Regions from separate parts of the Mus musculus genome. Here all the other regions are linked to region 3. A link is a contact called in ENCODE Hi-C or POLR2A ChIA-PET data. All regions are on one chromosome and are shown on one strand. The core of a region is the stretch at or near the end of the contact, and the rest is flanking DNA. Distances in the headings are between cores, read along the strand shown. Region 1 holds the start of 1700105P06Rik (RIKEN cDNA 1700105P06 gene). Region 2 overlaps Mark2 (MAP/microtubule affinity regulating kinase 2). Region 3 holds the start of Mark2 (MAP/microtubule affinity regulating kinase 2).

Region 1 (4,255 bases), core at 1,081-3,580, 41 kb before region 3:
TTAGACTACTTCCTGCTGATTAGGGGTGTCAGGTTCCTTGGGGCAAGTTTGATCTTTGCCACCGGGATATCTAATTTCTCGTTTCTTCTTTGTGTGGGACTACTTAAACTGACCAAAAACCAACTGACAACTCCCCAACTATACACCACCTCCTCCACCACTATCACCACAAATTCCACCCTACCATTTATATACCCTCTCAGAAATCCTCAGAATTCCAAATGTCACATAAATGCAGAAACTATTTGCAGCTGACAAAATCACACCCCTGCTAGAGCATGAGGCAAACCATAGTCAGCTGCTGTGGACAAATCGAAGCAGCCCCATATCCCACACCTGGGATTAAAATTATATATATATATATATGAGAGAGATTCTCTGTGTAGTCCTGGCTGTCCTGGAACTCATTCTGTAGACCAGGCTGGCCTTGAACTCAGAAATCTGCCTGCCTCTGCCTCCCTAGTGCTGGGATCAAAGGCGTGGGCCACCACTGCCTGGAGTATTCTTATATTTTTGTGTTTTATTTTCCCAAAGAAACTAAAATTCCAAAATTGTCACTTACACTCGTGATGGCCAAAGAACTAGTCTATTAAGTATATGGTAGAGGGCTAGTGACAAACCAGTGTACAATCCCCAGAGCCCACACAAAGACGAGAACCAGCTCCCCGAAGCTGTTGCTCTAGCCTTCAGACAAGTACTCTGGTGCACAACCCATAAGAAAACAAATATATATAATTAAATAAGAATCTGGTGCAATACTAGGGCTACCCATCGCTTTGGAATCAAACAAGAAATAGGAACCACAGGGTGACCCAAGTGACAGGGTGACAGAAGGGCTGGAAGCCCAACAGGGAAGTGACACAAACCAAGGACTCACAAAGACACTGGAGACACAGCCTCACCTGCTCAGGAGGAGTTAGAACTCAGGAGGGACAGAGGGAGGGAAATAACAGGCTTTTCTTTTTCTTGCCTTTCAGGCCTTAGTCACAATCTCCCGGAAGCTTGAGTCCTGTAGCCAGCCCACTGCAAAAACAGAACAGACTACCTACCCAGAGGCATTGGGCAAAAAGCAAAGAACAGCCTTTAGGTAAGAACTATCCAGGCCTAGGAAATTGCTTGATTTGGAGTATCTTTTTAGTACTGGGTACATTTCAAAGTAATAGAAATTTCCTCAGTTCTTTCTATTGTGGCTGCTGTATGTGGTGTCAGCTCAGACCTTTAATCCTTGTGCCAGGGGAATGGAGGGAGGAGGAAAAGGTTTGGGGCAAGCAGGGTTACACAGATTCCAGGTCAGACTGACATGAAAGTGAGTCCTTATCTCAACAAAATAAAAGCTGGTTATGCAGTGGATGGGGGGGGGGTGGGTATGCCCAGGGCGCGCGCGCACACACAAACACACACACACACACACACACACACACACACACACACACACACAATATACGGTAAGTGAACTGTTTCTCTTCTGTCCCCTAGCCTCCTACATCATCCACAATTACTGTTTCTGGGCTGATAATTACTGTTGGTAGCACTTAAAATCAGAATTTTGAGTGCCAGACATTTTTGCCGTTTCTCAGCTGAAATCTAGCGTGTCTGGTGTGTGTATGTGTGTGGGGAGGGGATGTTATGCAGAAGTGTAAGTGCCCATTGTGACAGTCTTCACTCAGGCACGAATGCCAGGCAGCAGCGCCATAGCAACCGGATCCCGGTCTTGGAGGCTCTCAGGGGATTTGCTGTGTCCTGGGAAAAGGCCACACTCTCTGGACTCACGTTTTTTGTTTTGTTTTGTTTTTAACGTAAATTATATCCATCGGAAGCGGTTTACACACGCCCACACGCCACTCTTGTCCTCTTCATCTTCTAGAATCTTTGTTTAGGAGGATCCAAAGTGATTTTTCTTTCCCTAAAGCGTATGTGCTAGTAGAAAGGAACGAGGCCCAAAGAAATTAGAAGAGATGTCTCCACACTTCTGAGCCTATGTATCCTTCACACATCCCCACCGGTCTTTTCTCGTCTGTGTTGCCTCCCAGGCAGGCAGCTAGTCAGGGGAAAGCCAAGAAGTAAGATGCCGAGCAGCCCTTTCCTCCAGCCATTGGTGGGGATGCCCTACCGGGTCTCCAAGGCTGCCGGCGCCGCTCCCAGGAAAACTCCAGGCTTCGCCGCCGAGCAAACCGGCCAGAGACAAACGCGCTGCACAGGGTTCTGGCCCAGACCTGTGGCTGGGGCGGGGCTAGGGGGCGTGTCCTCACGTGATTGGCCAGCCTGGTCTGGAGGCGGGACTGCCGGACGGACGCTGACAATGAGCCTCCATAAAAGGGAGCGGCGGGGTTGGGGGCCCCGGATCGAACCCTCCCCGCCCGGGGTCGTGACGCGTTGAAGCCCGTGGCTGGCGGGGCGGCCGGGCGAGCGGCGGGTGAGCTAGGCGAGCCGCGGGCCCGGGGTGGTCCGGGGCAGGAGGCGGCCGCCACAGGCGGTGCGCCGAGGTCTGTGCGAACGTCCTCGGCTATCCGGTCGCCCTTCTTCGCCTCGCCATGGCCCTGAAAGCCAAGGGCGCCGCGGCTCTGGATTGCTTCGAGGTGACGCTCAAGTGTGAGGAAGGGGATGATGACGACGAGGCCGTGGTGGTGGCCGTGATCCCGCGGCCCGAGCCGATGCTCCGAGGTGAGGGGGGGGACACCTCACTTCCGCTTGGTGGTCCGGGACTAGATCTCCAGGTCCCGGTCCCCGGTTCCCGGTCCCCAGGCGCTTCCCTGGGCCGGCATCTGCAGCCCCAGAGGGCCCTTCCCTGTCCGGTCCGCGGCTACGGCGCCCTCGCTCCTCCCCCACCGGGTTTGGAATCCCAGGCCTCTCGGAGCCCCCCTTCCTCCGCCGCCCCTCCCCCGCTCAGGGTCTAGAGACTTCCATCCACACCGAAGGAGCGGTTCAGGTCTTCCGGTTCCCTGCGCCCCCTCGGGCCCAGAGTAGAGGCCGGATTCCCAGTACAGTGGTTTGTGCCCGGCTGTTGTCTCCCGGTTCCGGTCTGTTTCTTAGGCCGAGGGGCGACCAGGCCTCTAGGCCCCAGGCTAGTCCCCCGTAGTGATAACGGAGGTGAAGGCTGGCGCGGCTGGCGACCTCCAGAGAGGGGAAATAACCCAGTAAGTAGAAGCCTCCACCCGTCCTCAATCCTCTAGGCCTTCTGTTTCAGGAGCCACAGGTGTCAAGTCTAAAACCCGGCATTTGAATGGAATTGCTAGTAGCACCCCGTTTGAGAAAAGCGGGACTTGCTTGGGGGTGGGTAACAAGCCATGTCATCTACATGGAGATTAGTCACCAAAGGAGGTGTTTGAGGGACAATCTGGGAATACATTGCTCTCCCTTCCCGTCCTCCTTCCCCAGCCTCTCTGGTCCAAAGGAGAAAACAAAGAGCTACCTTTGTGGAAGATAATTAGTCATGAAAAATGCAAATATTTCCTTAGGGTGGAATACCTGTTTCCCTTAAGCATGACAGTACCCAGAATAGATTGAGAACCAAATTGGTCATTGTGTTTCTTTAACTCATTTTTGGAGATGGGAGGGAAGGTTAGGAAATTGGGGGGTGGGGCACATTCCTCTCACTGTTTGGTGCATCACACAGGTTATTTTTTACTTGTGCTGGTTTATAGAGTGCTTAACCAAGATGGCTTCATCACTGTGAGAGGGAAGTAGACATCTACAGAGGTTCATTCTTCAGCTTTAGTGGGCAGCTATATGCCAAGCATATAGCTTCAGGCAGAGCTGAGAATGGTAAACAGTAGGGACCAGGGTAAGTGAAACCCTGCTCTTAAGTGTGCATCCAGTGGTAGCCAGCAGGTAAATATCGAATAGTATGTTAGGTGGCAGTGAGTTCTCTTTGTTGTGTGTGTCTGTGCCTGTGTCTGTTTGTCAGTTGCGTCAAGTATGAAGAGATCTGGGCAACTCTTGGGAGTCAGTTCTCACAGCACTGTGGCATTGAATTTGGTTCATCAGGGTTGGCAGTAAGAGCTCTTACTAGCCCAGTCTTCTCCCTGCCCAGTAATCAGTTCGTTTAGAGACTACAGAATGGGGATAAAGAGAAATGAGAGGCTAGTTAGAATTTGTTTCTCTTGTTAGGAAAAGTATCTCTAGTAAGAATGAAAGAGAGCTTAGAAGACCAAGTGGAAAGATTTTAGAAGCCTCTTGGCTTAGCTCAAGGTTCTAAGAACATCTAGAGTATGAGAAAGTGGATGAGTTCAAAGTATTATTCTTTGGGCTCAGCACA
Region 2 (4,343 bases), core at 1,008-3,507, 34 kb after region 3:
CTGGGCAAGGCTCCTACGAGAGTCAGGCTTCTTCGCAGGCCCACTTGATATTAGCCAAGATCAGGAAGTGGGCTTCATGACAGGCAGCCCCTTCTCACTTTCTGCCTCCATCTCAGGGCCAGGCCTAGAAAGCTTGAGCGCGTACTCTATTCACCCTGGACAGAGCCTCAGAGCCTTTACAATGTGGAGACAGGTCCTAGGAGGGAGAGTGATTTGTTCAGAGTTATATAACTTGTTTGGGCAGATTTGGGTCTTGACTAGATCTCCCCTGGGGCCCTTGGTACTTGCCCCATAGCCCTCACTTGAATGGTGGTTCTCCTTAGAAGGCTTGTAGACTTCTATGTCAGGAAGTGATCTGGGAAAGGACAGGTGGAAGGGCAGCAGGGCAGCAGGTCCCAGCTTAGCACACCAAAGACACTGGGTTCTTGCCAGGGACTATGACCATTCAGGTGCCAGAAGGCCCTAGGGGATGAATTTAAAACAGTAGGTAGCATTCCATCCCTGGCTCAGGTCAAAAGGGTCACATGGATCAGAGCTGGGTTAAGGGCTATTGGGTAACAAGGAAATCAGGGCACCATGACCCCATAATATTCAGTTTGACTTAGGAAAGCGTTTCTGGAGGCCTTGCTAGTGGCTGTTGCTGCTGGGCCAGGGCACCAAGAACACAGAAGTGACTGAATCCTGAAAACTTCCCTGGGGACTGCTTTTATTTTTGTATACCACTAAGCAAGATAACCACTAAGGAGACCAGCCAATGAGCAGCAGCAGTCCCTCCCCTACAGCTAAGCTGAGAATGCTGAGGGAGACACAGTAGACTCGGCTAAGTAAGTTAGGTGGAAGCTAGCTGGAAAGCTTCCTCATAAGAGTAAAGTCTGACCTGAGCTGACAAGAAGGAAGGATGGGAGCTCTGTGGATAGAATATAGCCCAGGGAAGGAGGAGAGCTACAGCAAAACCCTAGCAGTCTATAAACAATGCAAACCTTGCAGGTAGGTGTCTGGGGCCTAGTTGCTGCCAAGTAAAGGAAGTCAGCCAGCCCTTCATACAGTGGTAGAAACGGTTGGGAAACCTGAGTCCAGTTGGAAATCACCTACCTACCTACCTACCTACCTACCTTCCCACCTTCCTTCCTTCCTTCCTTCTCTCTCTCTCTCTCTCTCTCTCTTCCCCCCCTTTCTCCCCCCCCCCACATACTCACATAGATGTATTAGATGTAAGTTGATTGTAGGAAAGGGTAAGAGATTTTTATTTTCTATACATTTGCCTTTTTGTTTTGCGTATGTGAATGCAATGTAGGTCAGAGGAGAACTTGGAGGAATTGGTTCTGTCTTTCCACCCTTGAATTTCTAGGGACCCATCACAGGTCATCAGTCTTGGCATTGTATCTATTTGTGCTGAGCCATCCTACCAGCTTGAGACAGAATTGTATGAAAGGTGTGTTTGGGGTTTGACTCTCTATGCCTAGTATACGGGGCACCTTGTTGACGGAATGCTCACTTGGTGCTCCCTCTACTACCACAAGCCATGTTGTACAGGAGGGAGGAGAGATTTATGTATGTGGGCAGTAGGCTGTCTGAGGGTTTAGTCCCTGTGAGAGACTTTGCTTTGCAGCAGGGTTAGCTGGAGACACTGGTACAGCCAGAGATCAGGTTTGCTTTCCCTTTTCCATAGGGAATGACTCTTTGTCTTGGCTGCCACTAAAGGTTCTAGGGGGTCAGTGTGCTGTAGTAATTGGTGAAAAAGAAGAATCTAATGACTGCCTTGCCCCCACCCCTACCTCAGACATTCCTGTTTGTCACCAAACAGCACCTTTCAGTAGTAGTCTTGGGATCTATTCTGGGGAAGGGAGCACCCTCCTTTCTCTGCAGAAGCCTCATGTGTAGCTTCTGCTCTACACTTGACTACAGACAGGATTCCACAGCACAGATAACAAGAGCCTCTCTTCTTATCCTTCAGTCACAAGTGCTCAGACCTTACTTGAGATAACCGAGATGACCATGCTTCGTACTACAGGGCAAAGGATCAGAGCCTGACCTCAGGCTAGAAGGAGCTGTGTCTGCCTTGGAGGCTTCATGAGGCAGCTTTTACTGCTTGCCTGTCTCCCTCCAGGGATGTGCTGTATATCATGCAAGTCTGCCTTTTCCCAGAGAGCATGCACCTGCAGTGTTCTAGTTTGAATAGGAGATTTATTCAGCGTTCTTGGCAGGAGCCCAGCCCACTTCTGCCCAGGTTGGTTCTCCTCCCCTTTCCAGCTTGTTTGATGTGCTTGTTGCCCAGAGTTCTTAGGCAGCCGATCAGCTCTGTAGTGGCTAGAGATTGGAGATCTTGCAGCGGGAACACAGCTGCCCCCTTTCCAGGCCTCTAGGGTGGGGCTTGAAAATAGAGAATCATAATCTCTCCGCCTCCTCTTCCTCCTCCTCCTCCTCCTCCCCACTCCCATGCTGCCAGGCAAACTGGAGTGACCAACTCTGAGCGGGACTCAGCTTGCCCGCTTCACTGCTCTGTACAGCAGCAGTGATCTGGAAGAGATTAATGGACAGTGAGCATATGAGCTTTGTGCCTTCTTGGACTAGCAGACTGATTCTTTTGTGGAGACCAGGGCTCCTTAGAGGCAGTGGTGACCTCACCAGGTATCAGGCAGGTTTGCCCGAGGCCATTGTGTTCTTTAACTTCCTGGGAAATGAAGAATACTTCCACCACACTCCTGCTGCCCTGGAAAGCTAGGTCCTGGGTTCTGTCCTTGGAACCCCTTGTAGTACAATGCCCCTTAACCAGGCTTCTCGCTGGGTGGTTTTTTTGATTTGTTTTTTGAGACAGGGTCTTACCATGTAGACCAAACTGGCCTTCCAGGTGGTAAGAGTGTAGGTGTGCATCACCACACCCAGCTAAACGATGCTGTGCCCAGTCACTGAATGTGGCTGGGTGTTACAGTCAAGTTTTCAGTTTTTTAAAACTTTATACAATTTATTAAATTGTATGTGTTTTATATTCATGACGGGCTGAATGGGTGTACCATGAAGTGTGCACGAAACTCAGAGGACAACTCGCTGGAGTAGGCTCTCTCCTTCCACTGTGTAGGTCTCAGGGGTCACACTTAGATCATTAGGCCAGTCAGCAAGTACCTTTGTCCTGTCAGCCATCTTGCCAACACATCTTGTTTCTTTAGTAGCAGCTGGTAGAGGAGGCACCTTCCCTGTCTCACAGGATTGTGAGGTTGGGAAAGTGCTGTTTCTTGCTGGAAAGGGGATGTGGTGGGGGCACAGACTGTACAGACTGCCTGCCTGCCAGTGGCTTCATCTTGTTTCTATTTGGCTGACTAGAGGCAGCGCCACCTTAGTCTTTTGCTGACCTCTGTGGTCAGCTAGGAAGCATCACTGGCAACAACTTCCTGCTGGCATGAGTACCTAAAGCAGAGCCCAGCGTGCTGAGGGGGAGGATTGGTTACTTAGGGTCAATGGAAACTGGAGCTGGGGAGGAGTGTGGTGACATTGCCGGAGGCCAGCTTCTGCAGCCTGACTGCCTGGAACAAAGGCCAAGAGCCCAGTGCCTTCCCTGCCTGTGTCTGGCTGGTGGTTATCATTGTCAGGTTGACCTCCAGGCACAGTAGATGATCCTGACTCTGCTGTCTCAGTCCTGTGGATCCTAGAGCTGGACCTCAAAGCAGTTTTCTTTGTCCTAGCAGTTCTGACATTGGTTAGGGTGAGATGTGATCACTGGAAGGCCTGTTTTGGTGTTTTGCTTTTAGCTGAGAGTTTGATTTTCTGAAAATGGAACTCCCTTTAAGTATACACCTGCCATATGTCCTCTTTGGGCTACATGTGAGCCCAGTGGTAAAGCCCTTGGCTGAATTTGAGCCCCAGCACCCGAGTTAAGTAAATAGAAGCCTCCCTTCTCCCCCCTGCATGTGCACCTGCTTCTTAGAGAGTCAGAAAGGGTTTGCCTGGGTATTTATTCAATTGGAACTTTTCCCCCCTGAGACAGGGTCTCACTACATAGACCTGGCTACCTAGAACTAGACCAGGCCGGCCTTAAACTCGGGGATCCACTTGCCTTTACTTCTTAAGTTCTGGGATTTAAGATTACAGGTGAGCACTACCACCACACCTGAACAACTTGGGACTTTTTAGAAGCTTTCTGTCACTCATATGCTTAGCCTTCCATCTCACCCCAAATAAACCAAACTAACATTTCATGTACAGAGCTGGGGGCAGAGTTAAACAGTGCCTCACAGTCACTGAAGGGCTGAGTAGTGTTTGGTGTAGGTAGCTGGTTTGGCATTTGGTTAGAGATTTCTTTTTTATATTTGAGCAAATGGTTTCTTGGCAGGAGCCTTCTGTACTGTGCT
Region 3 (4,727 bases), core at 712-3,211:
ATCCTTTTTGGTTGTCTGTTTTATTTTATTTTATTTTTCGTTCTAGAGATTGACCCCAGGGCCTCCTTCATGGCATGGGAGTTAAAGCTCTCCCACTATCCTACAACCCCAGGAATCCTTATCGTCAACAAGTGCCTATTCTTTTGCCATGAGTTTGTCTTAGAAGGGAGATTTGAAATGAAAATGAAAATGAAAATGAAATGGTCTCTCCAAGCCGGGCGTAGTGGCGCACGCCTTTAATCCCAGCACTTGGGGGGCAGAGGCAGGCGGATTTCTGAGTTCAAGGCCAGCCTGGTCTACAAAGTGAGCTCTAGGACAGCCAGGGCTACACAGAGAAACCCTGTTTCAAAAAACCAAAAAAAAAAAAAAGAGATGGTCTCTCCAGACTTAAACATTGTAGAATATTTTAAAAGTCATTTAGGGCTGGGCATGGCAGTGCACACTTGCAATCAAAGTGGTGAGGAAATGAAGGCCGGGGATCAGTAGTTCAACCATCCTTGGTTACATATCATGGCCAGCCTGGGCTACTTAATACCCTGTTTCCAAAAAAAGCAAAAACAAAAGAACAACAAAAACTTGGATGGACAGGGTGGTTGGTGCACACCTTTAATCCCAGCCCTTGGGAAGCAGAGGCAGCTCCAGGAGTTCTTGGTCAGTCTGGTCTACAGTGGGAAACTGTGTCATAGAATCGAAACTAACAGCAGAAAGGAAATGTTATGTGTAATTTAAAGAAATATTTATTTGTATGTGCCTATGTTTGTGCTTTTATGGGTTTATGTGTATCACTGGCATGCGGGTGCTGGTAGAGGCCAGAGGGCATCATTTCCCCTGGAATTGAAGTTACAAGGGGTAGGGAGCCATCTGATGTGGATGCTGGGACCTGACCAGATTCTCTGGAAAATAGTACAGGCTCTGAATGAGCCAGCATTCTGACCTATGTTGTAGTATTTATCTATTTAACTTTTGTGTATATGAGTGTTTAGCCTGTATGTACGTCTGTGCAACCTAGTGGAAGCCAGAAGGTGTCAAACCACCTAGAACTAGTTAGACAGTTGTTAACCACCATATGGGTGCTGGGTACTAAACCTCAGTCCTCTGGGAGAGCAACCAGTCCTTCCTCTTGACTTCTGAACCATCTCTCCAACTCATTTTATATATATACATATACATACATATGTATATATATTATACACACACACATATATACATATATAATTACATTTTTATTTAGTGTATAGGGTAGCATGCTCATGGAACAATGTTTTAGACTTGGTTCTCCCCTTTCACTATGTGGATCCCCATGGATCAAACTGAGTTATTTTGCTGGCCTTTGTTATGTGATTCCATGCCAAGATCACGCAAGCATTTTTCTCAATACTGAAAAAAATACTGTACCTTAAAGGTGTGTTAAGTTTCAAGGACGCTGACCCAGTGCCTGTCCGACCTGGTGTCTGTCCCAGGCTTTACAGAGGAATGAGGGGACTGACTCAATATAAGGCTGACATAGACTTCTAGAAGCCAAGATAGTCGCAAGATGGGCGGGTGTGCAAAGCAGGAGACAGGCAATAGGATGACACTACACTTGGCAGTTGACTCACACGTTGATAGCAAGGTTGAGCGATAAAGTGGGTTTTATGAGCTAAACATGCGGATGGGAAGTTGGCGTTAGGCTCAAAGGACATCAGTTGTAGGAACAGCTAATAGCGGTATTTTCTAAGTCAAACAACAGGTACAGGTGACCCACGCCTGTTCAAGGTTTGAAAATAACCGAAAACTGACGGAAAGAAACGAAGAGATAGATTCTTAGCCTCGGCAGCTCTCGGGTGTTGCCGGAAATGGCTGACTACCGCTCTCGGCCGAGCGACGGAACGGGGGCGTGGCCGGTTTAGCACACGCGGAGCCTCTTCGGCTGTTTCCGGAAACTGCCGAAAGCTTGCTCCAAGTGGGCGGAGAAAGGCCGGTAGGCGTGGCTGCTGGTTGGCTCTGGAGGTGCGGGGAGTCTCTTCGTGGATTTCCGTAAACAGAGCCGAACCTCGGTCTTCGGAATCTAGGAGGTGCGCGCGTCCCCGGGGATTACCTTCTTCGGTAGTTTCCGGAATTCACCCATCGTCTGGGCCGAGAGGAAAAGGCTCTTCCCCCTCCCGTTCCTAGTTGTTTCGGATGTTTCCGGCTCTTGCCGGCGGAAAGAGCCGAGGGCTGGCGGTGGTGGCGGCCATGTTGGGAGCAGCAGGTCCGGCGGCGGCTGCCTGTGTGTCGGGCGCGGAGCAGTGCGGCTGAGGGCAGGGGAGGAGCGAGGCAGGCGGCCGGCTGCGGCGGTTGAGAGTAGGCGGAGCGGCGCGGCCGGGCCGAAAGGCGGCACAACCCAGCCGGGGGTCGGGGGGGGGGGTGCGGTCCGGAGCCGCTCGGAGCCGGCGAGGCCTAGCCCGAGCGGTGCATCACCGGGCTGGCGTGAGCCATCGCCCGGCCTCCCCGCACCCCCGGCCGGGGCCCATGCAGCGGGTGCTCCTGCTGTGAGAAGCCCCGCCCGGCCGGGCTCCTAGCCTTCCCTTCCCTATCTTCCTCCAAGCTTCTCCATTCCCTCCCCTGAGATACCGGCGCCATGTCCAGCGCTCGGACCCCCCTACCCACGCTGAACGAAAGGGACACGGAGCAGGTAAGGAGCCCTCAGGGCTCCCCTAATTCTGTGACTGGGCCCCTGCACCTTACGGAGGCTCCCTCCCTCAGTTCTCCTCGTGCTCCTGCTTTCTTCTACAAGCCTAGGCTGTCATCTGGCCCTGGGTTCCAGCCCTTCACATCCCTCTTCCGAATCCTGACCTGGGACCCACGTCGTCCTGACTGAACTGCACACTTGTATTTCTGCCAAACGCCCCTCGCCTCTCACCGCCCTCCTGCGCTCTTCCGTGCTATCTCCCCAGCTTCCCCCTCTCTTCCCTTTTCTCTCAGGGGCCTTTCTGGTCTTCCTCCACCCACGCTTAAAGCAGCCACCTTCCTGCTCCTCGAATAATACCCCGCGATTTGCCGCGGATTGTTGCCCACCTCTTTCTGCATCTCTCTAGCTTTGTACCCTCTCTACCCGCACCGGCTCTCACAATCCTCGGTTTTCTCCCTCAAGAGTCCGTGTCTCGGGAGTGTGTTCTCGGTCCCTTTCCCCTTTCACTTCCCCAGCTTTTTCTATCCTCCTTTCCCGTTCCAAATTGGGCTCTCCCTGTTGCTTGCAACCCACCAGCTCCACCCTCGTCACCTTTCCAAATCGTTCGCCTACTCCTTGCTCATCACTTTCCCTTCTTTTCGGCAGGAGCTCCCAGGCTCCTGGCACTGGCATGTGTCGCTTCCGTGTTTCCCATACAGCTGTCATGCGCATAGTTTTCCCACAGGTTGCCTTTGGGGTTCCAGTCACCGCTCCCTTCAGAGTCTTTGGATCACTCCTGTTCTCTTCCCCCTGGGGTTTGGCATTTAAGTCCTTGGGCCTCCTGTCTGAATGCTCTTCCAGATTATCCCTGGGCTCTCCTCTACCGTGGGAAAGTCAGTGTTTTAGTCTGGCTGTATTAACATAACCTGTTGCTCACTCTTTTGCGGGCTGCATCAGCTGCATCAGTCCCTACTTTACTGCCTACTTACACTGCAACACAAATTCCGATACTGTCTTTCCAAACTGGTGGCTGTCACTTCTCATAGTATCATAGTATCTTTCTTGTTTGCTACTTCCTATTGCTCAACCTTCCCCCATCTCTCTTACAATACCTCCTTAATCAGTGCTGCCTTTCCTGTCCTAATGGGTCTCCTCCTCCCCTCCCAGTCTGTTTACAGCTTGTATGCTCTGTCCATTCCCTTTCTCTTAGCTAGCCTTTGCGGGTCCCAGGGTGTATGCTAACTGCTTATGCTGCGCACCAGCTCCTGGGCTGGCCTATGCTCTCCCTTTCTCATCCTGGCAATCACTGCTTTTTGTCACCCAAGCTTTTGCCTTTTCTGTGTCGTCCTCTCACCTATGAGCCATTGCTTCCACTTCACACTTCTCTCCTTTGTTTCACTGTCTCTAGTGTCCCTCTCTGCCTGCCTTTTGGACAGTCCCTTGCCTGTCACATGTTTCTGGGTGAATTTTACTAAACACAAACTCGTTGGAAAGGAGCAGGCTTTACTCAGCACACCCTGGTGTTTCCCTCCTGTTCCCTGTTTTCTCTGTAGCCAGGTAGGCTCGCGATGCTGCTGTGTTTGCTTAGCATCAACTTCCTTCTTTGAGAACCCTCTTTATCTCTTTCCTGTGCTTTGCTGCTGTTACTCTCCTGCTGTCTGTACCTGGAGCTAAAGAAGCATCCGGACAGTTTTCTGACACGATGGACCCATAACACATAGGGGCTGTGTGCTCTTGGGCCAGAGCAGGGGGTTGAGAGGGAGGGATGGTTGATTGATTTCATGCCTGGTCTGGCAGCTAGTCCTGCCTGGGACAGAGATCTTCAGAAACTGAGGAGCTTGGTCTGTGTTGCACAGTCCCTTGCTTGCCAGCAGTGTCTCTTGGGAAACACTTTGTCCAGGCTCTTCTGAGGCTGGTCCGTGCATCCTCCTTTCTCCTACTTCTCGCAGTAGCTAGACCTCAGTTAACTGGAGAACTTTCCCAGACTTGGTTATGAGCAGGGAGAAGGAGGCCAAGTGACTGACTGGTACTTTCAGGCATGTGGGGCGTGGTTGACCTGCCTGTTCCCCAGAGAGGCAGGCTGTGGAGGCACCGTGTT

What was found. A loop is a pair of places that touch in the nucleus more often than their neighbours do. ChIA-PET counts read pairs that join two places held with the same protein, here RNA polymerase II (POLR2A).
Region 1: a map of heart shows a loop between it and region 3 (4-fold over the local background). The contact joins the promoter of 1700105P06Rik here to the promoter of Mark2 in region 3. A Hi-C loop is called at or near these places in 8 of 37 maps with a recorded cell type or tissue (T-helper 17 cell, adrenal gland, gastrocnemius and 2 more). POLR2A ChIA-PET finds 5 or more read pairs at or near these places in 3 of 5 experiments (Patski and embryonic stem cell).
Region 2: a loop to region 3 is called in a map of gastrocnemius, with 4 times the contacts of the local background. The contact joins the enhancer-like site here to the promoter of Mark2 in region 3. A Hi-C loop is called at or near these places in 12 of 37 maps with a recorded cell type or tissue (T-helper 17 cell, adrenal gland, gastrocnemius and 2 more). POLR2A ChIA-PET finds 5 or more read pairs at or near these places in 5 of 5 experiments (Patski and embryonic stem cell).

What each region holds. Positions count from the first base shown.
Region 1 is chr19:7,381,078-7,385,332 of GRCm38, reverse strand. It overlaps 1700105P06Rik (RIKEN cDNA 1700105P06 gene), which reads right to left and starts at 2,330. Exons shown (of 1, transcript NR_045703.1): 1 at 1,772-2,330. It overlaps Spindoc (spindlin interactor and repressor of chromatin binding), which reads left to right and starts at 2,307. Exons shown (of 6, transcript NM_001033139.3): 1 at 2,307-2,661. The coding sequence starts at 2,532.
Region 2 is chr19:7,306,232-7,310,574 of GRCm38, reverse strand. All of the region lies in intron 1 of Mark2 (MAP/microtubule affinity regulating kinase 2), which reads left to right. Among named protein-coding and RNA genes, the nearest start is that of Gm17227, 11 kb to the right of the region's middle. Within about 2 kb of position 2,257, at least 2 of the 3 ENCODE cell types and tissues checked have a DNase peak (open chromatin) inside an H3K27ac peak, as active enhancers do; they include gastrocnemius and heart, where a contact is called at or near this core.
Region 3 is chr19:7,339,094-7,343,820 of GRCm38, reverse strand. It overlaps Mark2 (MAP/microtubule affinity regulating kinase 2), which reads left to right and starts at 1,961. Exons shown (of 18, transcript NM_007928.3): 1 at 1,961-2,653. The coding sequence starts at 2,600.